2 separate regions of the Homo sapiens genome follow, and region 2 is linked to region 1. Evidence: chromatin loops called from intact Hi-C (ENCODE). Cell type or tissue: chondrocyte. All regions are shown on one strand. Links, peaks and the distances in the headings refer to the core of each region. The heading gives the core; the rest is flanking DNA. Region 1 holds the start of LOC124902520 (a long non-coding RNA gene). Region 2 overlaps LOC283038 (a long non-coding RNA gene).

What was found. Peaks named below come from ENCODE experiments on the same cell type or tissue, not always from the same donor. Only the 100,000 strongest peaks of a DNase experiment are listed, where the experiment ranks them.
Region 2: it touches region 1 in a loop (3-fold over the local background); 1 of 110 quality-filtered maps calls a loop at or near these places.

What each region holds. Positions count from the first base shown.
Region 1 is chr10:124,997,787-125,007,859 of GRCh38, reverse strand. It overlaps CTBP2 (C-terminal binding protein 2), which reads left to right. Exons shown (of 11, transcript NM_001329.4): 4 at 4,368-4,522; 5 at 4,756-4,900; 6 at 9,690-9,896. LOC124902520 (a long non-coding RNA gene) reads right to left here and starts at 8,008. Exons shown (of 2, transcript XR_007062329.1): 1 at 7,409-8,008; 2 at 6,366-7,202. RefSeq lists enhancers at 1-8, 4,142-4,682, 4,683-5,224, 7,019-7,519, 9,583-9,752. In chondrocyte, for the core only: CTCF peaks have their summits at 4,410 (motif pointing left), 6,969 and 7,169 (motif pointing left); DNase peaks (open chromatin) are centred at 5,099, 5,589, 7,254, 8,229 and 7 weaker places.
Region 2 is chr10:125,688,632-125,701,401 of GRCh38, reverse strand. LOC283038 (a long non-coding RNA gene) reads right to left here. Exons shown (of 5, transcript NR_033848.1): 3 at 2,215-2,278. Among named protein-coding and RNA genes, the nearest start is that of TEX36, 12 kb to the right of the region's middle. In chondrocyte, for the core only: a CTCF peak has its summit at 6,484; no DNase peak of the experiment used is centred there.

The sequences.
Region 1 (10,073 bases), core at 4,118-9,117:
CCTGGGGCAGGTTGTCTTGTGCTGTAAGCAACAGAAACCCATTTAGATCATTTTTAAATAATGAGAATTTCTGTTGGAAGGATGTCGGCTTAGCTCACACAGTGTCTAGGAAGACTGGAAAATGGGTCTCAGAAACACTGCAGGCAGCTTTGTGTGGCAGGATCAATCCAGTTCCTTCTTGGTGACTGCTCAGGGGAACATCCCATTTGCCTTGCATGGTACTGAGCCAGAAGGTCAACTCCAGGCCTGTCTGCCTGTATCCGAGAAAGCAGCAGCTCCCCACAATGAAATGTAGCGTTTTCCAGCTCCGGATCCTTCCGCCATCCTCCCTGAGATCTACCTGCCTTAGGATCTGTGAGATCCACGCACTTTGCTTTTCCTGGGTGTCTGGTTACTGTTCACAAAAGTCCAGCAGTTTGGCCTGGTGTTGTCTTTGTTTTTGACTGAGCATCTCTCATTTCACAAGTATTTATTGCAGCTGCAGCTCTAAGCAATACCAGGCCCAGGGATGGGCGTCAGCACTGCCTTGAGCTGGTGCACAGCACATCCCGGACGGAGGGGCAGGGCCGTCCTGGTGCACACGCAAGCCTGAAACCAGATAGTAATTGATACCAGGGGAGCCGGCAGGGCTTTCTGCTCTACACAGTTAATGTGGGCAAGCTGTCAACAGTAAGGCACTGATGTCATTTCCGTGATGTGTCCAGTTGCAGCTGGAATTGTCCTGAAATGGACAAGGCAGGTTTACTGGCGGGAGACGGTAGAAAGGAAAAATAGCGCATAGAGGGCACCAGGGCCCTGTGACCCTCGTCCGCAAGTGTCTCCTCATACCTCGTGGTTGCGCACCGTGGTACGGGGCCACCCTGAGCGCTGACTCCCGGGCTGTGAAGTGGGAAGAACAGCAGCACTGCAGGACTCTTGTCAGCCTTGTGGTCTGTACGCATGGAAAAGGCCGTCAGCTGTGCATAGCAACTGGAAGCCATGGCTTTTTAGCATAAAGCCCAGTTCTTCGGAAGCCCTCATTACGTACTGCGCCTTGGGCTTTCTCCTCGCAAATTCCCAATCCTGCCCCACTGGGCCTGGGGACCCCACGTCCCTGAAAGGGTCGTGTTCCATCTTAATGTATATGAATCTTACTCTGTGTGTCAGTTACATCCTAATAGGTTAAAAACTTGCTCAAATGGTCAGAAGCCTGAAAGAGGCGTCAGGAATCCTGTGTGAGGTAAGATGGGGGATCTGTTTGCACCTTCATCTCTCCATATGAGATCTTCCATATGAGCTCTTCCAGAAACCTCTGCCCCAGGCTCCAGCAAGCCTGTAGGGCAGCGGCTGCTAGGCAAGGGCTTGAATTTCAGTCCAGATTCTCTGGTGTGTGGGTGGACAGTTTCCTTCTGGGACTGAAGGAGCACTTGGAAGATGGTGCTTTCCCTTCTAGAGCAAACCTTGGCATTGTCCCAGCTAAGCTCTCATGCCCAGGGCTTGGGGGTCTCCTGTGGCCTCCATATCCCTGCACCTCATGCAGGGCACGCAAGCATCCCACCCACTCCCAACCCCCCACCTCCAGCCGTCGTGCCCGGCATCTTTTCCCAGCATGAGAACCCGTTGGCTTTTCTCTTTTCCCGCCTTGCCATGAAGGACCTGCTGCCAGGATTCGAGCCTCAGACCTTGGACAGGTCTCGGGCCAGCCTCAGCCACGTTCTGCGTGCCCGGCCATCAGGGAGGGTAGAGGGTGGGTTTCACCAAGGAGAAAGGCAACCCGTGTCGGGGAGGGAGCCGATCGCTAGGCAACCTGGAGTTTGTTACCCTGGTAACGGATCCATGCACTGATGATGCTGCGGATGGACATCTTGTGACAATGGCCTCTCAGGCTCCCCAGACGCATCAGCGGCTCTGGATTCCCACCTTGCGCCCAGCGTGGTTTTCCTGTGTGGCTACCATTTAACGAACAGCTTGGATTTCTTATAATCAGGCACTCTCTCCGATAACCATCCTGCCAGCACCCCTGAAAGTGAAGTTGGGGTGTTCCTCACTGTGTGTGGGCGACCGCCTGGGGCATGAGACCAGGACTTCCAGGCCCCACAGGGTTGTGCGCTCAGACCTCAAGTAGGGGCCAGAAGAGTGTACTGAAACAGAAGGAATCTTGTGGAATTTGGCAGTTGTACCATTTTCTTAGCAGAAAACAGGAGCCCAGGTGGGAGCCATGTGTGTCGGGTTCCTCGTCAGGTGACGGTGCTGTTGCGGATCTCGCGGATGAGCTGAGGGGGTATCCAGCTTTGTGCTGCACGCTTCCTGTCCACTCATACAGGTCGTGGGCTGGTGAGGACACGGGGGTGTTGGCCCTCGTCCCTGCCTTATTTTCCCCCTCCCCTGCCCTGTTTTCCTGGTGCAGAAGGATGTTGGAGTGCGGATCCATGCGGACACCCTGTTTGGGGACCTGGGTGTCGGGGCAGCAGCAGGAGTGACTGGGTGCACGTGTGCCTTTGGTGTCTGAGCGTCAGGTGCAGCTGCCGCTCAGGGCTGAGAGGGGCCATGATTTCTCCCAGCCGGGGGTGGCAGGAGAACTGCACTTAGCTTGGGGGCCATGCGGGGCTGGCTGTGGACCTGGCTACCCCAGCCCATTCTTCTGAGGCTGGGACAAAAGCCTTTTTTGTACTTTGTGCTCAAAGAGACAATTATCCCAAGTCCCACTGGCCGAGCACGGCCTTCCATGCAGGGCTGGTGCAGGTGCTCTGGGCCGTCCCTCCCCAGCACCGTGTATAGTCTTAACAGGATGCAGTCACGGCCCCAGTGGAGGGGGATTTCCTTCCTCGTCTCCGAGCGTGTGGCTAACGGAATATGAGCCTTGGTGGTCCAGCAGGAGCCCCCCCGTGGCTGGGGTCCCAGTCATCGTCCCCACCAAGTGGCCAGCTTGGGGACTACTAAGAGCCCTTGAGGAGGTTAGGGATGGAAGGCGAGGCCACACAGATGAAGTTGGCCTTTGTGGAAGGCTCCTGCTTTTGCCTGTGGGACCCTGAGCCTGCTGCCTTGTGCTCAAAGGCCAGTGATCCCGGGAATGTCACACCTTCCTGGTTGGGTTACCCATGGTGGGTCACCAGGCTGGGCTCAGCCTGGAGCAATGGCCTGGACCGTCCAGCCTCAGAGGGAGGGAGGGGATGGGGATGTAAGGCCGCCGTCAGGGTTGATCTGGATATCTGAAAAGTTGATGAGCCCCAAAGTTTTAATCTGAGGCTAAAGAGTTCTAATTTGACAAGAGACATTGCCCCTTCCTGGCATCTCGGCGGATTGCACCTCTGGAACTCAGGTAGTTGTTCTCTTGTGTCCAGGGTGTGGGTCTTGAAGATGTGAGGTTTGGGCAGATGGTCAGGAGGACCTACGAAATCCAAGGATGGATTTGAAGGGGGCAGTTTTTGTTGGAGAAAATGCTGCTTCTCTGTCTCTGAGGTCTTCGGAGCCTGCTGGGTTTGCTGCACAGAATAAAGAGAGAAAAGAGGCCCTGAGGCTCTCGCTGCATCCTGGGCGGGCCCCGCAGGGTGTCTGCCCTGTATGTGCACGGGGCGCAAGCATGCGCGTCTGTAGTGTGGCAGGTAAGGCCTTCCACCACCCTGCTGAACGTCTAGATGCAGCCGCGCTGGTCCAGATGAAGTTGCTAGAGAATTTGTACTTGGACTTGTGGGAAGGACCACTGGGGCCCTTCCTGGGGTCACCCCTGCCCCTCTGTCCTCACAGCTGTCCCTTCACCTTGTTGGCAGCACCAGGAAATCTGTCAGGATTAATATGATGGCTCTGGCCTGTCTAGAGAGCTGCTTGCTGTGTGGTCCTTTGAGAAGTTTGCTCTCCTGAGCCCCTAGAGGCCTCCTGCCCTCAGGCATACCTTCCCTGCCCCAGACCCGCCATTTCTCCTCACCCAGCGCAGGTGAGAGGGGCTGGAGGAGCCTGCCCAGGCCGCCTGTTTGTGCAGGGCCTGTCCAGGAAGTTCCTTTGGACGCACACGCCTTATCCCCTGTCATAGTGTGTGAGGGGCAGCTGGTGCCGGTGCAGGCAGGGAGGCACGCGGTGCAGGGACCCGTCCTGTGCTGGACTAGCCTGTGCTGGCCTCGGGGCCCCATGGTCCTGAGGCTCTCGGGACTATGGTCTGCTGGCAGGGAAGCAGCCGTGTGCGTCTCCAGCCAGAGCCGCAAGTGGATGGGAAGTGGCTCCTCTTCGTGTCAGTGGCTCCCTGGAAGGTGATGCAGGTGGAGGCGGTGCCCTCGCTGCTCCGCCACCCTCGCTTGCCCAAGCCCTGCCCTGAGTGATGAGTGGGGAGCTGCCCCTCCACGCACCCTGTGGCCCCAGCCACCCACCCACTGTGCTCACCCCTTCCCTCCTGGCAGGTATCCGCCCCCAGATCATGAACGGCCCCCTGCACCCCCGCCCCCTGGTGGCGCTGCTGGACGGCCGCGACTGCACTGTGGAGATGCCCATCCTGAAGGACCTGGCCACTGTGGCCTTCTGTGACGCGCAGTCGACGCAGGAAATCCACGAGAAGGTGGGCCCACCCTGCCCGGCCGGGGCCTGCACTGACCTTGGGCAGTTTCCTCCCCAGCATCCCCCCATTAGATCGCCCCAAGTCACCGGCAGGCCCCAGAACCCCTGTTCCCTGCTTTCCTGCTGAACTCCTCTGCCTCAGGTTCAAGGGTGATAGGGCCAGGGGGCCAGGCCAAGTGGTGCCGGTGGGCTGCACGGGGTGGGGCTCCGACCCTGTGCTCTGTTCCCACGCAGGTTCTAAACGAAGCCGTGGGCGCCATGATGTACCACACCATCACCCTCACCAGGGAGGACCTGGAGAAGTTCAAGGCCCTGAGAGTGATCGTGCGGATAGGCAGTGGCTATGACAACGTGGACATCAAGGCTGCCGGCGAGCTCGGTGAGTGCGAGGCAGCGCTGGCTGCCTGGAGTTGTCCGGAGCTCTGTGGGCCCTGCTCGGGTGGGCTTGGAGAAGCAGCTGGAACTGGGACCACGGAGCAGCCGCTTCTGGCTGTAGCAAGGTGGCTGCCTCCAGGCCGGGCTGTGGAGCACCTTGCGGCCCTGCCTTCACATGACACAGGTAGGATAGTCCCTGCTGGCCCTTGTGTGGGGTCTGCGGGGCTGTGAGGCATCTCTGCCCTCAGAGCAACACCCAGCTGGCACAGGCTCAATTTGGAGACACCCAGTGCCGCCTCCAGAGGGGAGAATGCGACTGGCCACATGTCCTCTAAACCACCCCTGCTGGGTGCGTCCCCTAAATGACCCCTGCCGTGTGTGTCCCCTAAACTGCCCCTGCCGTGTGCACAGCTCTAGGCCCCTGTCCACATGGGAACCTGGGCCTCCCGTTCTGGGAGGGCAGCCTTAGCAGCATGTGGTCCAGGTCAGCACCAAAGCAGGTGGGCCCCTGCCCAACACAGTTGATGACAGAGGCTTCCGAAGAAAAGCAGAGGCAGCAGGCGGGAACCCAGAGTTGGGGGCTTCAAAGCTGCTTATCGGCCCCATGCACTTGCGGCTGGGGGTGCATGTTGAGGGGGGCCTCTGCCCAGCACCCCGTGTGAGCTCGTGAGTGCTGAGTGCAGAGGCACAAGAAGCAGACCGCTGGCATCGAGCGTCCTCGGGAGAGGGCCAGGTGGGCACTGTGCTTGCTCTGTGTTTGGAACACGCCACCCCTGCATTTTGGGGGTGGGGGCTGTACTCTGCCTTACGAGTGCTGAGGTGCCCCAAATTCATGAGGCACCATGAATTCCAAGGCAGCAGCCTGGCCTTGGAACAGCTCTTCCTGTGCTCCAGGAATAGCCCAGGCGCTATTTCCCCACCTCTCTCCCATCGGCTAAGGCCCCAGTGGGCCCCGGTGCTTCCGGGACGGGCTGGGTGTCAGATGGGCTCTGTGTGTGAGCGGAGTGTTACATACATCTGAGAATCCTGCTCTCGGGCACCACCGGCCACGTTTTCAGGGAGGCCACCCCCATGGGCTCCAGCTGTCTCTCCACAGCCTTAGCCTGGGGCATGGAGTGTATGGGTCAGAATCTTAGTTGAATCCTTCACGGCCAGTCGGGGCAGCACCCAGGTACCGGAAGCACTGGGTGGGTCTTGGTGTCAGGAGCAGGGCTGGGGAGCCGGGCGAGCAGGGAGCTGCCCGTACACTCACAGGGGTCAGGACGCAGTGGGGTGGGGCTGCCCCACGGGCAAATCCCAAAGCAAAAGGCCAGGGAAGGAGAGAGAGTCACTCAGATTCCACACCCCTTAGGGTCCTGGAAGCAGCAGCTTCACACATCCACCCCTCACCCTCCCCACACCCCTCACTTGCTACCAGCCACGGCGTCCTTCCGAGCCCCTCTGTTGGAACAAAGACACTCCAGAAGATGTGAGTCTTCAAAGGCGTGTTTAATATAAACTAAAATTTTCCATCTTTCCCTGGCACAAACAAGGATATTTTTGTTTGAAAACAAATGTCCTTTGTGCTCTGGGTAGAGCTGAAATCCCAAGTTTCAACAGCAGAGGAGAATACAGCTTCATGTGCCAGGGGCTCTCAAATCCTTGTCCCCCGCACCTCTTGCTTCTCCAGCACGTCGGCCCCTCACCACACAGCTCCCAGGCCCATACGGGTGCTGACCCTGCCCTTCCTCGGCTGGACCAGACGCTGCTTTCCAGGGAGAGAGGGGAGGTCCTTGCCTGTGGAACTTCCTATTTCTCCATTTCTAGAAGTGCCCCGCACAGGCAGTGGGGCCAGAAAGGCACCAAGGCCTCAATGACAGGGGGCCTGGGAGGGCCGAGATGGGAGGTTGTGTTCCCTGAGTTCTGAGACCCACAGAAGACGACCAGGACCAGGGACTGCGGTTTTGGAAAATGTAGAAGGGCTGTGAGTGGTGGATTTTCATTGATCCTGGTCCCATCTGATAAGGGCGCTTGGAAGACATCTGCGGGGCCCTTTTAAAGGGCACTTTTCGAATGTAGACTCTGGAGGCGGAAAATGAGCCTCTGTCCAGACGTCCTTTGTCTCCGAATGCATATTCCCCACATCATGCGGTCAACGGGCCTTTTGTGCTGAGGGCTGGGAGCGGCAGGTGGCTGCAGGCAGGCCCTCTCCTGATGAAAGAGGGTCCCTCGCAGGCCCAGAAAACAAGGCCCTCCATGTTGCACGAGGCAGCACACTAGGCCTCTGGTGACACCTTCTGGGATCGCAAGGCTCTGAGCTGTCAGCCCTGGAATGACAGGCGAGAGTCAGCGCTTCACGGCAAGAGCAGGGCAAGGCTTGAGGAAGCTGCTCACCTGCACTTCTCCCCACGAGCCGGGAAGACCTCGAGAGGGCCCTACACCCCTCCCCACCCCCGCCGCCTCTAGCAAGCTGGTTTATGTGGTTTCCTTGCCAGCGGCAGTCATGAAGGGATTAAAGCACGATGGCACTGACCGTGAGAGAAAAGCAGCTTGCCTCTTTGGGGCCGTTTTCCAGGCTCCGTGGATGCTGGGAGGCCCAGCCTGCGAGTATCAGAGCCACCCATCGTGTGGCACTTGAAGGATCAGCTTGACTCATCCAGAAGGGAGGCTGCATCCACAGAGCGATAGAGGACAGCTAAGAAGATGCTCCCTCCGAGAGAGCGGTGAGGGTTATGGAGGTTCCTGGCAGTGGCGCCGCCGCGGTCTGGGTGGGAAGGTTCTGCCATCCCAGGCAGTGGCTGCAGCTCTTCCTCCTGCACCATCTCCCCGTCCTGGGACTCTGCACTCCGGTGAGCAGTGGAACCACGGAGCTGAATGTCCAAGTTCGGTGAGAAGACTGACCAGATGTCCTGCCTCAACCTGCCTTTTTGTGCCACCCACCCACCCGGGTGCCTTTACACACGTGGCCTTGTGGGGTCTCCCAGCCAGCATCAGCTCATCTCCTAGGAGGAGGTGCTGCTGTTGACGCCAGGCAGCACTGCCGAGCCAGCCCCGGCAGCAGCACGGAGCCAGCGTCCTTGAGGGTGATTCTGCTGCGGGGCCTCCCTGCTGGGCTTTAGCCTGCCCGAGGAATGAAAATTGTCCCAGCCGCCAAAGATTTTCTTGAACCTCTGGCATCAGCCTCAGTCTGTCTGACTTAATAATAACATGGCATGTGATCAAGCCCCAGCTTCTCTGCTGAGCTATTTCAAATGAATGAGGCCAGTTTCCTGCAAGATTCCTGGCATCCAGCTCGTGGGAAAGTTGGTCGGCCTCAGTCACCGTCAACCACACTGGTCCCTTGGCAGGGGTCGGTGGCCCAGAGGAGCCCTCAGTGGCCACGTTGGGTGGGTGGGTGACCTGCTCACAGTGGCTTCACCTTCTCTGAGCTGTGTGTCTTGCTAAGCGGGTCACTCTCAAGGCCCTAGACCTAGGGGTGGCCCTTGTGGGGAGACAGCCACGCAGCCATCTAGAAAGTGGGTTTGTGGCACCCACTGGTCTTGTTTCCTGTCCAGTAGAGCCGAAGAAGCTGCCTTGGTGATTGCCGTCCCCACCCCAATCTGTCCCCACCCCAATCTTCAGGACTTAAGATAGAGGAATCCTGGGCTGCCTTAAAGGTGGCCCTGTCCCAGTGCCTTGGGCACCCCTTGCTGGGAGAGACACTCTCCTAAGGGTCCCAAAGCTGGGATTAGGAGGGAACCATTTCACTTGGGCTGACGTGATGCCCAGATAGCCACACCCCTCCTCAGAGAGCTCAACTGGGAGCCACAGGCTGGCTGCTGAGCCCACCCTCTGGGGCCCCGCCCCTGGCTCGGCCCCTCTGGTCTCTGCTGCAAGCAGGCCTCTGGATCTCCACCTGTCGGGTGTAGGGAGGGGCCGTTCCCAGCCTGGCCCTCTGCCTACTTGCACCCCTGTTGTATCTGGCAGTCATTCATTCTTCCCCAGACACCCTCTGGCTGAGGAGGGTAAATGGCAGGGCCCTTTCTGCCTATGACTTGGGTTAACTCTCCATGCCACAGCTGCTTTGTGCTGGGAGATACTTGACCCTGGTCTCTGCAGCTCGTGTGGGGCCAGAGGGCTCACCCCAAGCCACCCTCGGCCCTGACCTGAAGGCTGCTCCACGGGGCAGGGAGGGCATCCTGTCTGCTCTGAGTTCTTCCCAGCAGAGCAGGGTGCTGAGCACATGACCACAGGGCGATTGTGCACACGCTTCGGCCATCGGTTCCGTTCCCGGGGCCAGCCCTTGCATCCGTGTGGGGGTGGAGGTGTTTTTTTAAAACCAGTATGTTTAAAACGTATGTTTTTTGCATCAAACTGTTAGCATAGCTTAAAACCAAAAGCCATTCTTTGTCACCCTGCCAGCTCCATGAGGGAGACCCTGAGGGGTTTGAGGCTGAGTGGGGTCCACTTGGAGGAGTCTGGTCTGAGGCCCACTGGCTTCCTGCCACTCCGGGTCCTTTCTTGGGACTCAGTGCAAGCCCAGGAGGAAGCCAGTCAGGCCCAAAATCAGCCATAGGAGTTGGGTTGGTCATGAGCCACGTCCTGGAGCAAAAGTCCTCCTTGGGAGGGAGGGGTAGATGTTGGGGCTAGAGCTTCCCATGCATCAGAGCCAGAGGGCCTACCGCCCACGTGCCCAGCCCCGCGTCTGCTAGACGATAAGGTGGGCCTCCCCCGGTGCCAACAACCGAGTCTCAGGAGGGCGGGCTGGGAGCCCTGGGGCTTCCCCACTGATCTTGAGGTTTTCTCATCTCCGGCCTTGGCCTCATCCCTTTCAGGAATTGCCGTGTGCAACATCCCGTCTGCAGCCGTGGAAGAGACAGCGGACTCTACCATCTGCCACATCCTCAACCTGTACCGGAGGAACACGTGGCTGTACCAGGCACTGCGGGAAGGCACGCGGGTTCAGAGCGTGGAGCAGATCCGCGAGGTGGCCTCGGGAGCGGCCCGCATCCGTGGGGAGACGCTGGGCCTCATTGGCTTTGGTACGTGCCACCCTCTGCGCTGACCCCCAACCCCTCCGACACTGGGGCTGGTGTAGTGGGGACCCCTCGGGAAAGGCAACCCCAGCCTGCTCTTGAGGAGCCAGGGCAGGCAGGGCCAGCACCCTCCCCGTGTTGCACGGGGTAGGAGATCGGAGTCAAGACCCATCAGGCAACTCA
Region 2 (12,770 bases), core at 3,683-8,682, 690 kb before region 1:
GAATTCTTGTCAATTATATAATAAATGTTGCTACTATATATTGAGAAATTTATTGCTTGGAGTTGTTTGTCATAAAAAAATGAAAATTTTTGTTGGGGTTTCCTTTAAAATGCCAAAGAGCCTAAATATGAATACTTCGTATATTGATGTTCAGGCTGTAATTAAGCCATGACAGAGATTATTACTTTGGATGTAAACACTATCAAATTTTCATTGGGTGAGTTCTTTTTAAATTAATGTTGAGTTATGTTCTGTTTATTATCCTGTTTGCCTTACGTTTCCTGTCGTTTTCCAGTTGTCTGCTTGAATTCTGTTTTTCAATAGTGATTTAGCAACTGATAATGTATATTGATTTCAGTTTTGCTTCTAATTTACATTTGTATCTGTTTGGTTGATGTATTTGGCTTAATCATTTTATTTTTATAAGCAGTTGTACAATTTGTTAATTTAGCTAGATGATTAAATTTGGCTTCTAAAGAGTTTGTTTTAGAAAATAGTCCCTGAAGTAAATTAGTGTTTGGCATTTCCAACATGTCAAAGGAGCTGGTCTCTTAAAGATAACTAGAAATGTAACTCTGAATTCTTAAAAGTGGTTTTGTAATTTTAAACCTCTGACTATATGGAGCTGTATATTCCAGTAGGTGGTGCAAATCGACTCCATTTCAAATGGAAATGTAATTTAAACTTGTGATGTAACTGTTTTCACTGTAAAAATAATATTTCAACATGTTTCGCAACTGCAAAATTATTTTCCTCTCTTTCTAAAGGAAGCTTGATTTACCCTCTCAATGCTCATTTTTCTTATGGTTTATTCCTCAGGTATCATTCTGATCATTGTTGTTACAGGAGAGATGAGAGGAAGTTAGAGGGGCTAGAAGAACCAGGAGACCTGTTGAAAATCATGAATACAAAGAGAGGTCGTTTGCTTCTGTGCTTCAATTCTATAATAAAATGAGTACAATGTCAGTATCAGTGTTCTAATAGTTTTTATATCCAAAAGATGAATTGAATGCCATGTTTTGTCTGTTGTAAAACTTGAGGTTATTTCACTTCTAGGAGTCTGATATCCTCACACAAGCACATAAAATATGTATACAAGGATATTCACCGCAGCATATTTTTAAAATTAATTTTTTTCTTTCATCCCAGTCATATATGTGCAGCAAAGTAGGATGATTAAGAGCAGGGCCTCTGGGCAGCTGCCTGAGATGGAGGCCTTACCACGTGAGTATCTCTGTTTCCTTTTCTGCAAAATGCAGATCCTCACAGGTAGCGCTACTGCATCATGGCATTGATAGGAGGATTAAATGAGCACATATGTAAGTGTGCAAAGCATGCCTGGCAGGTCGTAAGCACTGTATCAGTGTTAACTGTACCTCTAAAGTAAAATAGCACTGAAAGGATTGCAGTGAGAGGTAGCATTCTCTTGCAGTATTCCTCCAGCCCCCGAGTATCACTTCCTGGTGCTAAGCACTCACAACCCCTCTCCACCCCTGCTCCTGACAGTCACCACCATAACTTTAAATAGTATTCTTACACAGCTATTTTTTAACCACTTTAACTATTTTAAGTGTCCAATTCACTAACATTAAGTACATCTACAATGTCATGCAATCATCACCACTATCCATCTCCAGAATGCTTTCATCTTCATAAACAGAAACTCAGTCCCCATTAACCAATAACTCACCATTCCCCTTTGTCCCCAGGGCCTGGTAACCACTACTCTACTTTTTGTCGCTATAAATTTGCCTATTTTAGGTATCTCATGTAAGTGGAATCGTATGATATTTGTCCTTTTGAGACTGGGTTATTTCACTTAGCATAATGTCCTCGAGTTTCATCCACGTTGTACAGAATTTCATTCCTTTTTAAGATTGAATAATATTCTATTGTTTTTATATGTAACATTTTGTTTCTCTTCATCTGTCGATGGACATTTAGTTTTCTTCTGCCTGTGGCTACTGTGAATGATGCTGCTATGAACATAGGTGTACAAACATCTATTCAAGTCCTTGTTTTCAGTTCTGGGCAGCTATTTTTTGATGTGTCTGTTCTTACATTATCTTTTTACTTCTAGGCACGGTAAATTAGATAGACAAGGACTTAAGCATAATCAACTCCCTGCCTTTCTACATACACTCCCAGTCCCCACTCCCACATAGCTTTGGTTAAAAAAACAGTGTTTTCTCTATCGAATGTAAGTTCTCTTACCTTCCCTGGGATGGAAGGGACGAGGAAGGAGATGGTGTTCCTGGAATCCAGGGAGAACTGGAGCCTGGGAAGAAGCAGAGGGAAGCGGAGATGACGAGCAAGACTGCACCGGATGCCAGAGCCTGAAGGAAGCAGGGAAGAAAGATGCTGGCCTTCCTCTCCTTTCTCTGCTCCATCTCTTATAGCTCAAACCAGCTTGAAAGCCAGAGGGCAAAGCAGCCCAGGCCATGCATCCGCAGGGCCCAGGAAGATGAGAATGGACCAAGGAAGGAGGCCAAATGGAGCCCACCTGCACCCTTTTCTTCCTGAACTGTCCTCTCCATCGCCAACTCCCTGCCAGTACCCATGGCCCCTGCTGCCAGCAGGAGGACACCTTCCCTGAGAGCAGCCTCACTGTGCACATGGACCTGGCAGGGAGGCTCACACACACCCACACTCAGAACGAGCACAGAAGCTTCTCCCAAGGCCAGATAGAAATGGCTTTTGGATTACCCGCCATTTGGGCAGATTATCTGCACCACTGCTTCCGTCCATTACTGAGGAGAGCCTGGAGGTATCTGGACTGTCCTTGGTGTTCTGGGATGACCTTGTGGAGAGCTGATTACAGTCTGTGTGCGGAAAAAGAAGACGTCTGCCTGCCATTCTTTTCCTCACACTGGTTCAGCGACGTTTGATCTCTGGCCTGTGGCTGGAACCCATATTAAAGAGCCTGTCATTGCTTGTGATTTTTCTTGGAAGACCAGAATTCAGATTGGAGCAAGGCTTTCCATCAGAGCTGTAGAGAATCCATATTTGCCTTTGAGCCTTCCCGGCTTCAATTTAGTACTTGAGACCCCTTCTCCATAGCACTCCTCTTCACCCTCATCCCAGCTACGTGCCCCCTGGCTGTGCTCCCCCACCCCCAAGCCATTAGAAGGGCAGCTACCAACACAGCTGTAGGTGTCTGAGCAGAAAAGAAAATGAGAGCGAGAGGCAGCCTCCAAGGAGGTCAGGACATGCAAGAGTCGGTGGATACGCCAGTAATGGGAATTCGGGGTCTTCCTGGTGGGCTCCTTGGATTTGCACAGAGAACATGTGCCTCTGCCATAGCCTCCTCTCATGTCTCAAAGCCCTGACTCCAGGACTCACTTCCAGAGCCTCCAAGCTGTACCGCTCCCCTAGCTCTAGTCCTACCCATTTCTGATGTCCTGGGCCCTTTTCTCCTTTCTTCAACCACCACTGCATTCCCACATAGGCACTATCGTTTATAGATGAGAAGCTGATGCATGAAAAGGTTAAATAACTTGCCCAGTATGGCACGTCTAATAAGCGGCAGTACTAGGGTGCAAAACCAGGCTGGCTACCTCCAAAGCTTGTGCTCTTACCTGAGGGTAACTCTGCCTCCGGGGCCATTCCTCGATGGGTTCCCAGGGCTTTGGCTACTTGCTTCCTTGCTTGCTTTCCTTCTTTTTCTTTCCTTTCTTTCTTTCTTTCTTTCTTTCTTTCTTTCTTTCTTTCTTTCTTTCTTTCTTTCTTTCTCTTTCTTTTTCTTTCTTTCTTTCTTTCTTTCTTTCTTTCTTTCTTTCTTTTTCTTTTCTTTTCTTTCCTTCCTTCCTTCCTTCTTCTTTCTTGCTTTCTTCTTTCTTTCACTTTTCTTTCTCTCTTTCTCTTTCTCTTTCTCTCTTTTCTCTTTTTTTTCCTTCCTCCCTTCCTTCCTTCCCTCCCTCCCTCTCTCCCTCCTTCCTTCCTTCCTTCCCTCCTTCTTTTTCTTTCCTTCTTTCTTTCCCTTCCTTCCCTTCTTTTCCTTCCTTCCCCTTCCTCCCTTCCTCCCTCCCTCCCTTCCTCCTTTCTTTTTTGAGTCTCCTTCTGTTGCCCAGGCTGGAGTGCAGTGGCGTGATCTTGGCTCACTGCAACTTCCACTTCCCAGGTTCAAATGATTCTTGTGCCTCAGCCTCCCGAGTAGCTGGGATTACAGACGTGCACCACTACACCTGGATAATTTTTGTATTTTTAGTAGAGACGGGGTTTCGCCATGTTGGCCAGGCTGGTCTTGAGCTCCTGGCCTCATGTGATCCGCCCACTTCGGCCTCCCAAAATGCTGAGATTACAGGTGTGAGCCACTGCACCTGGCCTGTTGTTTGCTTTCTAAGTGTTGGGAAATATTCCTGCTGTCTAAAGAAATAGTGAGGCATTAGCATTCAGGTGAGTTTTGTTTTCAAGTATGACTTATTATATAATAATAACAAATTATTCTGAATGTGCTTTTTAAACATTGTTTTACTGCACTGGAGATTGGGTTAAAACAGAGGTTAGCAATTTTTTCAGACCGAAGAGTCCAAGTGCACTGAAATCCAGAAAACATGGTCAACAAAGTTGCCAGATGAGAATGCTGATTTTTAACAGAAAAATAAACAATTGCATATGAATGATACTGATATGGGGATGATTAAGGGAATATACTGAATATGGAACCTATCAATTTTATTCTATGAAATTGAATTGGTGGGGCCTTTGCCTTTTGCTTTTTCAAAGTTTTCATAACTTCCTTACCATGCCTGTCAGACCCTAAAGGGAGTGACTGGGCCCTGTGGGTAACAGAGGAGCTGGTCTTGTCAACAAAAAGGAAACTACACTCAGGACAAGAAGGGGTCGCTTGGTCCCTGAGGTGTGCATCTGGTCTGTCTGTGCCAGGTGGAGGGAAAGCTGAAATTATAGGATGAGCGGTGGGGCTGTCGTGAAGGCCCCAGGATTTTCCAAAAGAAGTCCTTTCCCAGGAGGAACAATGGTGCTTTGCAGGTGACATCAAACCCAAAGTGGGTGGGCTGGGGTTGGAGGGTCCACAGGGACCAGGGAATTGGAATTCCCCCTCTCCTTTCCCCACCCACATTGGGGCTCAGCTTCCCACCTGCTCTCCTGGAGACAGTCAATACCAGGAGACCCTGTCTTGCAGAGGCTAAGCATGGTAGAGGACTGAGACATGCTCAGCATTGGTGGACAGCAGGGGATGGGTCAGAAACATGGGTCAGGGAGAGACATGTGGTCCTGGGCTTTGGAGGCTTTAGCCTGGACTCTGGTAGGAGTCTCTGATCCTGGGAGAGCAGAGCCTGTTTTTTTCTTTCCCTCTACCCTCCAGTGGCCCCATCTCTCTCTTTCCCACTGGAAAGAAACTTGTCTAGTATGGCACATCTCCATAGCGTCCTCTCACACTCAGCCTGGGAGGCCAAGTCTTCTTTCTTTCCTAGCTTCTCCCTCAATCTTCATTCCCTCTTAACAGCAAGAAGGAAACTTTATTGGTTGATGTGCAGAAAGGTTCAGAGGTACTGCCGGGTTCAGGTGCAGGTTCAGCTGGAGTTGCCAGAACCCAAGACCCCTCAGCTCCTCCCACAGCCTTCTCCAAGAGTTGGCCTCATTCTCGAGGCATGGGCGTGGGAAGGTGGCAGCAGAAATGCCAGCCCATGTGCTTTTAGATTCAAATCTGTCAGGAAAGATTGAGATTCTCTGCCCAAATAAGAGTCTAGAACGGAGTTTAATTCGCTCTGATTTGGGTCATGTACCCACGGCAGAAGCAAACATTACTGCCAGGGGAATGGGCTGCTCTGATTGGCTGGTATTGGAGCAAGGGCAGAATCAACTCCACTTAAGCCATATGGAATGACAATCAGGAGAGATGGAGAGACAGCTATTGTTGGAAAAAGAGGGATGCTGGATGCTGGAGAGGCAAGCCCCAAATGGCCTCCATGCACCCAGTTCCTCCTGCCTCCGAGTCCCCCATGACTGCCCTGTAAATTCAGATCTGGCCCCTGTGACCCAACCCTGGTCTGGATCACTTGGCCAGTGCCCTTGGCACCTGCCTTAACCCCTTAGGTAAGAATCTGTCAGGCTGTCTATTTACTGTAAAAATTAGCACTGGATACTAAAGAAATCATGCCAAAAGCTTTCAATAATGGAGAAGATTTATATGTAACACACACACACACAATTTATTTCTTTTGAGTCTGATTCCTGAGGGTGGAAGCTTTGAAAATTTCACGACTGTGTTTAGAGGAACCCATAAAGACACTTTAGCTGGTCATGGCCTTCCTGCTTAAAGATCTTATCAGGAATTTTACTGGAACTTGGAGGTTTATTATTACTCATTGTTTGACTGTAAGGCTTCCCTCTTAAGAGTCTGGGGTGAGGCCAAGCACCATGTCTCAGCATTCTTTAAGCTTTCTATGATTTCACATTCCATAGTGCAAGGCTTATTAAAGTGGATTCCATAGGAGCTGACAGGAAAGCTTCTCTGCCTGCCACAGGGTGGAATGACAGTGCTTCTGTGGAAATGTGGATGCGTTCCTCGGTCAGGATTTGAACCCTTGAATAGGGATCACCTATTATGCACTGTGGTATTTTAAGCACCTGACACAATTTGGAGGATTGCCGGTGGAACACGTTTTTGGAACACATGCAAATTTATGATTTGACCGTCAGCCAGTCTGGTCGTCTCTATTCTTTGCAGACCACCTCTAGTTCTCTGGGTTTTGTAGCTTAATTTATACAGCCTTCCAATTGTCTGGGTCTTGAATTGCCGCAAGACATTGATCATACATTACTTGGTTTGCCATACCTTCTTTTTAAAAAATCGTCAAATTTTGTTTCTGACCACAATACAAATATGTTCCTTATGGAAATTTGGAAACGCTCAATGAAGAAAAAAGAAATAAATAATTCTAAATATTTGTGTAATCTGCAGTTTTCCCATAATATGTGGATATATATTTACAAAAAGGATTATTCTATTTATGTATTTACTTTTCTTTTTAATTCTGCAGTTTTAGTTACTCAAGGTCAATTGTGGTCCAAAAATATTACAGTATTTTGACAGAGAGAGAAAAAACACATTCATGTAATTTTTACTATGGTATATTGTTATAGTTGTTCCATGTTATTATTAGTTGTTTTTAATATCTTACTGTGTCTAATTTATAAGTTAAACTTTATCATATGTATGTATAGAATGTATAGTACGTATGTATAGAAAAGAAAGTAGTATAAACAGATGTTCCTCGACTTACAATGGGGTTACATCTAGATAAAGTTATTGTAAATTTAACATATCTTAGGTTGAACACCATCGTACGTCCAGGAGCCTGCTGTCTGGGTATCACTTTTGCACCACTGAAAAGTTGAAAACTCACAAGCGGAATCATTCTATGTTGGGATCGTCTGTACCACGCGCGGTTTTAGGCATCCACTGGGGTCTTGGAGCATTTCTCCCTTGGATAAGGGGAGGACTACTATAAATTGTTTCAATTTTTTTCCCTAACAAATGCTGTAATGAGCATACTTAGGGATAAATCTTTGTGTGAATACTTGGGTATTTTCTTGGGGTAAATTCTCAGGAGTAGAATTGCTGGATCATAAGATATGGATATTTGTAAGGCTTTTTGGGAGCCACTGCTACCCAATTACTTTTTGCTGCCAATAGTAATTTCTTAATTCTTTGTCCTAATGCCAGGCCTGGCAGCTCCAGTGAACAGTGCCTAAAGTGAGAGCCAACCTCTGTAGGTGAGACTTCCTGCTACAGCGGCTCTTTGTTCTTTACAGACGAACTGGTCTTTCAGGGTCTATTCCTTCCCACTGCTTCTCATTCAAATGTCTCCTTACATTGGGGTGAATGCAATCTCCAATTTGAGACAGTGCCTATTCAAGAAGGCAGTGCGTCTGTCACTCAATTACTCAGCTTTCGATCTCGTGGGTTTTCTACTGGACAATCCCTGAAGGAGGGCCTGTAGGTAAGGACTTCCCTACGTGAGAGCAAGACCTTCTCTCCAAAGGCCAGTGTTAGTAAGGGCCCTGGCATTCAGAACTACGTATTCCAACCACACAGGTTAATTTGTCTAGACAATGGCTTGGTCTCTAGAAATGGCCATAAGGATTTTCCTGGGAAGTGAGCTGAGGTGTTTCAGCAAAGCAGCTTTTTAAAATTGAGGGCCAATCATTTATTATGGCCTTTTCAGATGCCAGCAACAATTGGCCAAAGTAGGAGATGCTTGCCGGAATGTCCCTGGGCCGGCCACGCAAAAGTCATAGTTATTCTGGCCAATGGGAGTGATTGCTAATTTGCTCTCAGGGCCCTAACTGGCTGATGGTACAATTACGTGCCTACTATTTTAAGGCTGCGTTTCTAGCCCCAGCCTGGCAGGCTTTCTTGAGACATCTGGCAACAATGATCAAAATGCCTCTTTTTTAAAGGAGGCTCACAATCGATTCATCTATGGACTCACAAGGACAGGCTCATTTAGTAAAGCCAACATGTTTCAAAGAAAAGTATATTTTCATTAACTAGCCTCAAAGCAGTAATTATATGTTCAGAGAACACAGTAAAAATTTATTTCTAAATATTTGGTGGTGAAAGGTTGAAGGCAGTGTGTGTGTGTGTGTGTGTGTGTGTGTCCAACATGTTGCATGTGTTTTAAATAAACCCAGCATCTTCCCCTCAAAAAGGAAGCAGGAAATACAATCGTAGACTTTGAAATTTAATTTTTAGCAACAGGATGTGTTTCTAAATACCACTAACATATCAAAAGGAGAATGTGTAGTTAAAAGCTTTAAAATTGTTATCAAAGCAATTGCAAAGCAAATGAGGTACCTTTCTTCTTCTTTTTTTTTCCCCAAGGATGGTGGTGTCTGAACATTGAAAACCAAATCTCCACTGAGGATCAAAAGCAATGGTGGTGTCTTTTTGCGTGAGATGCAGCTGAACTTGGATGCTCTCCCTGATCTGATTCACAGTTTATAATCACAGTTATCACAGAACCATTAAAAGCCTATTAACTTGAATTCCCACAATTCCTTGAGGGCAAGGGCAGAGAGAGAGCAAAATAACTTTGAATATAAATGTAACACAACATTCGAAGGGAGAGAATCTCTTTTAATTATGCCAGTGAAGGAAGATGTCTTATGGATGCATCTCCCCTAGCAGATGGCTGATGAAAGAATACACATGAAGTCTTAGGATGCTCGGGATGTTATGAAAATGAATTCTCTGCAAAGAGACTTTTAAAGCATAGGGAAGAGTGTGCAGACCTCTTCCTGGGAGGAGGAAGCGTAGAGGACTTGCTAAAATGTGTGGCTGCTGGTTGGGTTGGCTGGATGGACACTGTACCGTGGCGAAACAAATCAGCCTGAAAAGAAGCCTCAGCCACATTCTGTGGAAGCAAGAGCCCAGTGAATATTTGGGCTATTGTCATGTGAGAAATTTGATTTCATGTTTTTCCACCCTTCAGTGACTTCGCTGACATTTCCCCTAACAATGCTATTATGTGCTGTACCAGTAAGACAGTGTCGTCAATAAGCTGTCTTGTGACTTCAGATAAAATGGAATGTTCTTATCTCACCGCAGAACAATTAGACACATCAAATTACTTAAAAAAATCATACAGTAGTGAGCTGTGTGCATACCAATGACAGACTCTGTCCCCAAATCTCTGGGCCCAGCACGGTGGCATCAACACCTCCACATTGGGATGCTGGCGCTAAATAGTCCCCACATGTACTTGCACGCCTGGAGGCTGGACTTGACCTTGCCGTGCTGTTTGTAAAGGAATATTGGAATCACCTGGGGAGGGAAGGCACACATACACGCACACACAGTCTCTCTCTCTCAGTCTCTCTCGCTCTGCTGTCTGAAATAACTAATTCCAATCAATCCACCCTCACCTTAAATGCGTTCTTCCTGCATGAATTACCCACATTCACTGCCCAGCTTGATCTCGTTTCCGCAATGGATAAAGCAAATGACTCAGTCCAGAGGGAGTGGGTTATTGACTAAGTGCTTAATTAGGCGCACAGCTCTTATGTGGTCGTTCTTGTACAGTCAAAACGACTGGACCGTGGCATGGCAAAACCGTGAATTTGGTTTACTCTCATGTGCCTGGGCCACAGTTGAATCAATGGGGCAGCAATCTAAATTAAACATTAAGACAGCCACACCGCAACATGTTTATGTAACTCTGCAAAGAAACAGCGTGTGTCTCAGGATCCTCCAGGGTAAAACATTATCCACTTCCCTACTTGCATATCAGGCACACAGGAAGGTGGGTATGGTACAGTCTAGAAAGGTTTTGAGCTCCTGAGGGAAAACCTTCTAGGTAAACACAATGCAAACTGACTCTTTTGGTCCCTGACTTTGGCTTCTGAATCTTTAAAAGTTTAGCAGTACAGTAACCGCTGTCCAATTAAAGGTAGCAGGTTGAGAAAAGGCTTCAGCGCTTATCTGCAGGTGCAAGGTCAAATGTGCCCAAGGGGCACTGGCAATCCGTTGTCCTTCCCTTAGAAGAACTGAGGTGGTATTGACCTAGACACAGCCCAGGTGCCTCTCCCGATTCTATAAGGAGACGCTTCTCAAACTTTAATGAGAGCATGAATCACCTGGAGGATCTTGTTAAAGCACAGATTGTGATTTAGTAGGTCTGGCTGGGGCCTGAGATCCTGCATTTCTAATAGATTCCCAGGTGATATTGATGCTGCTAGTCCCAGGTCCACAACTGGAGCAGGGAGGTCCTTGAAGGAGGGTTCCCTTACCTTACAGCCAAAGCAAACATGAGGGGGGTAGGAAAAGAAAAAGACAGCTGATGGTTTGGTGACAAGATGCACTGAAGCCAGAGTGGAGGCTGATGGCCACAAAGAACCAGCCAGTCATCCCTGGAGTGAAGGGAAGTGTCTAGACGGGCTTTGATGGCAGCCCTATCAGCTCTCCGTTACGGTATCGTTTACTCAGCTGAGTGTGCAGAAGGCAACATGGTAAGGCTCAATGTGGTGTACATTTCCCGTTCGCCTTTCCAAGGCACACCCCATTGGCAAAAATGCCCTGGAATGTGAACAAAGAGCAAGATCAAGAAAGGACACATTGTATTGGTGGCCATCCACACGATTAACTGAGTTGATGAACCCTAGATCCCTGTAGAGTTGGAGAAAGTGAAGCCTAAAGCCAGCACTCAGCCCAAGTCTGCCTTTTATGACTTTGTCTTATTATTATCTTTGTAACAAGGCTCTTTTATGAGCTTGTGATTTCCTGCCAAGTTGATGAGATCTCCATTATGTTTTATAGTACAAAATAAGAGGATAAGAGAGGTTTTTAAAAGGCCTGCAGATCTCTTCTTCATTTAGGAACCCTGCCTGCCCTAATTCTGTCCCTGTGTGGGGTAGAGATCAACTTTCTGTCATGTTCTAAGACACTGTTCGTTTTCCCTTCAGCTGAAAAATAGATATTTATTTTGCCATTTTGCTTCACGATTCTAGAGGCTGGCATTTTCCATTTTAGTGCTCTTCATTTTGAACCACACATGTAATTACTGCTGTCTTTTAGTCTGTGTTTTCGGAGGACTAGCCCGTTCAAACTGCGAGAGGACAAAAGCAGCTGTCTTTCCAGGGAGTGAAAACAATAGCATAAAGTCTTCATGTAAACCTCAACAAACATTGAAACACAGAAGTGGAAATAGGAATAAAACTCCCAACAAGTAGAGAAACAGAAATCCAACTAAATATTTCCGCCTTTCTCGGAATTTAGAGAAAGAACAAATACGCTCAACACATCTGCTATATTCTAGTGTGAGTCTTATTTCTAAGGTGCTTTTTTTCAGAAGGCCAAAGCTCCCAGCTGATTTTATTGTTGTTGTCGCCCATCACCTGCATCTCTGCCTCCTACTGACATTGTCAGTTGGTCCAGGTCACCGAGGGCAAGGTGCCTGTCCACATTTCTCGGGCTGCCTGAATGATCTGCCTCCCTGGTCCTTCCTCCAGCCTGGCTCTCACCCATGCCCTTCTCGGTGGCATCAAAGCCCCCTTCTGGCCTCCTCTTGGGTTCTTTTTTTTTTTTGAGATGGAGTCTAGCTTTGTCACCAGGCTGGAGTGCAGTGGTGTGATCTCGGCTCATTGCAACCTCTGCCTCCTGGGTTCAAGCGATTCTCCTGCCTCAGCCCCCCAGGTGGCTGGGATTACAGGTGCCCGCCACCAGGCCCAGCTAATTTTGGTATTTTTAGTAGAGACAGGGTTTCAACATGTTGGCCAGGAGGGTCTTGATCTCCTGACCTCGTGATCTGCCCACCTTGCCTCCCAAAGTGCTGGGATTACAGGTGTGAGCCACCGTGCCCAGCCTCCTCTTAGATTCTTGAGTGAGCCAAGCTCCTCCCAACATCAGGGCTGCAGCAGTCATCAATCTGCCTGGGACACTCTCCATCTTCCTTGGTTTGCTGACGTCATTCTTCATTTCTTCATCGTCTTTCACATTCATTCACTGTCACAGGCTCCTGGAGCACCCTGGACCTCTCACAGTCATACCAATTATTTGTGCAATAATGTCTATCTCCCTTACCTCAGCTTCATGAGGTCAGTGACTGTATTTACTGCGCCTGTCACTGTATCCAGTACAATTTCCTAGGTCACAGCACTTCTTTGGGTGACCAATTCTCCAAGTTATCAATTAACCAAAAGCTTTTCTAGAAATGATTTGGACAGTTTATAGCAATTCTTGTTTTGGCAAGGATGTCAAAAATTCAGTCATTACAATGACAATGTCTTGTGAAATTTGAATTTGG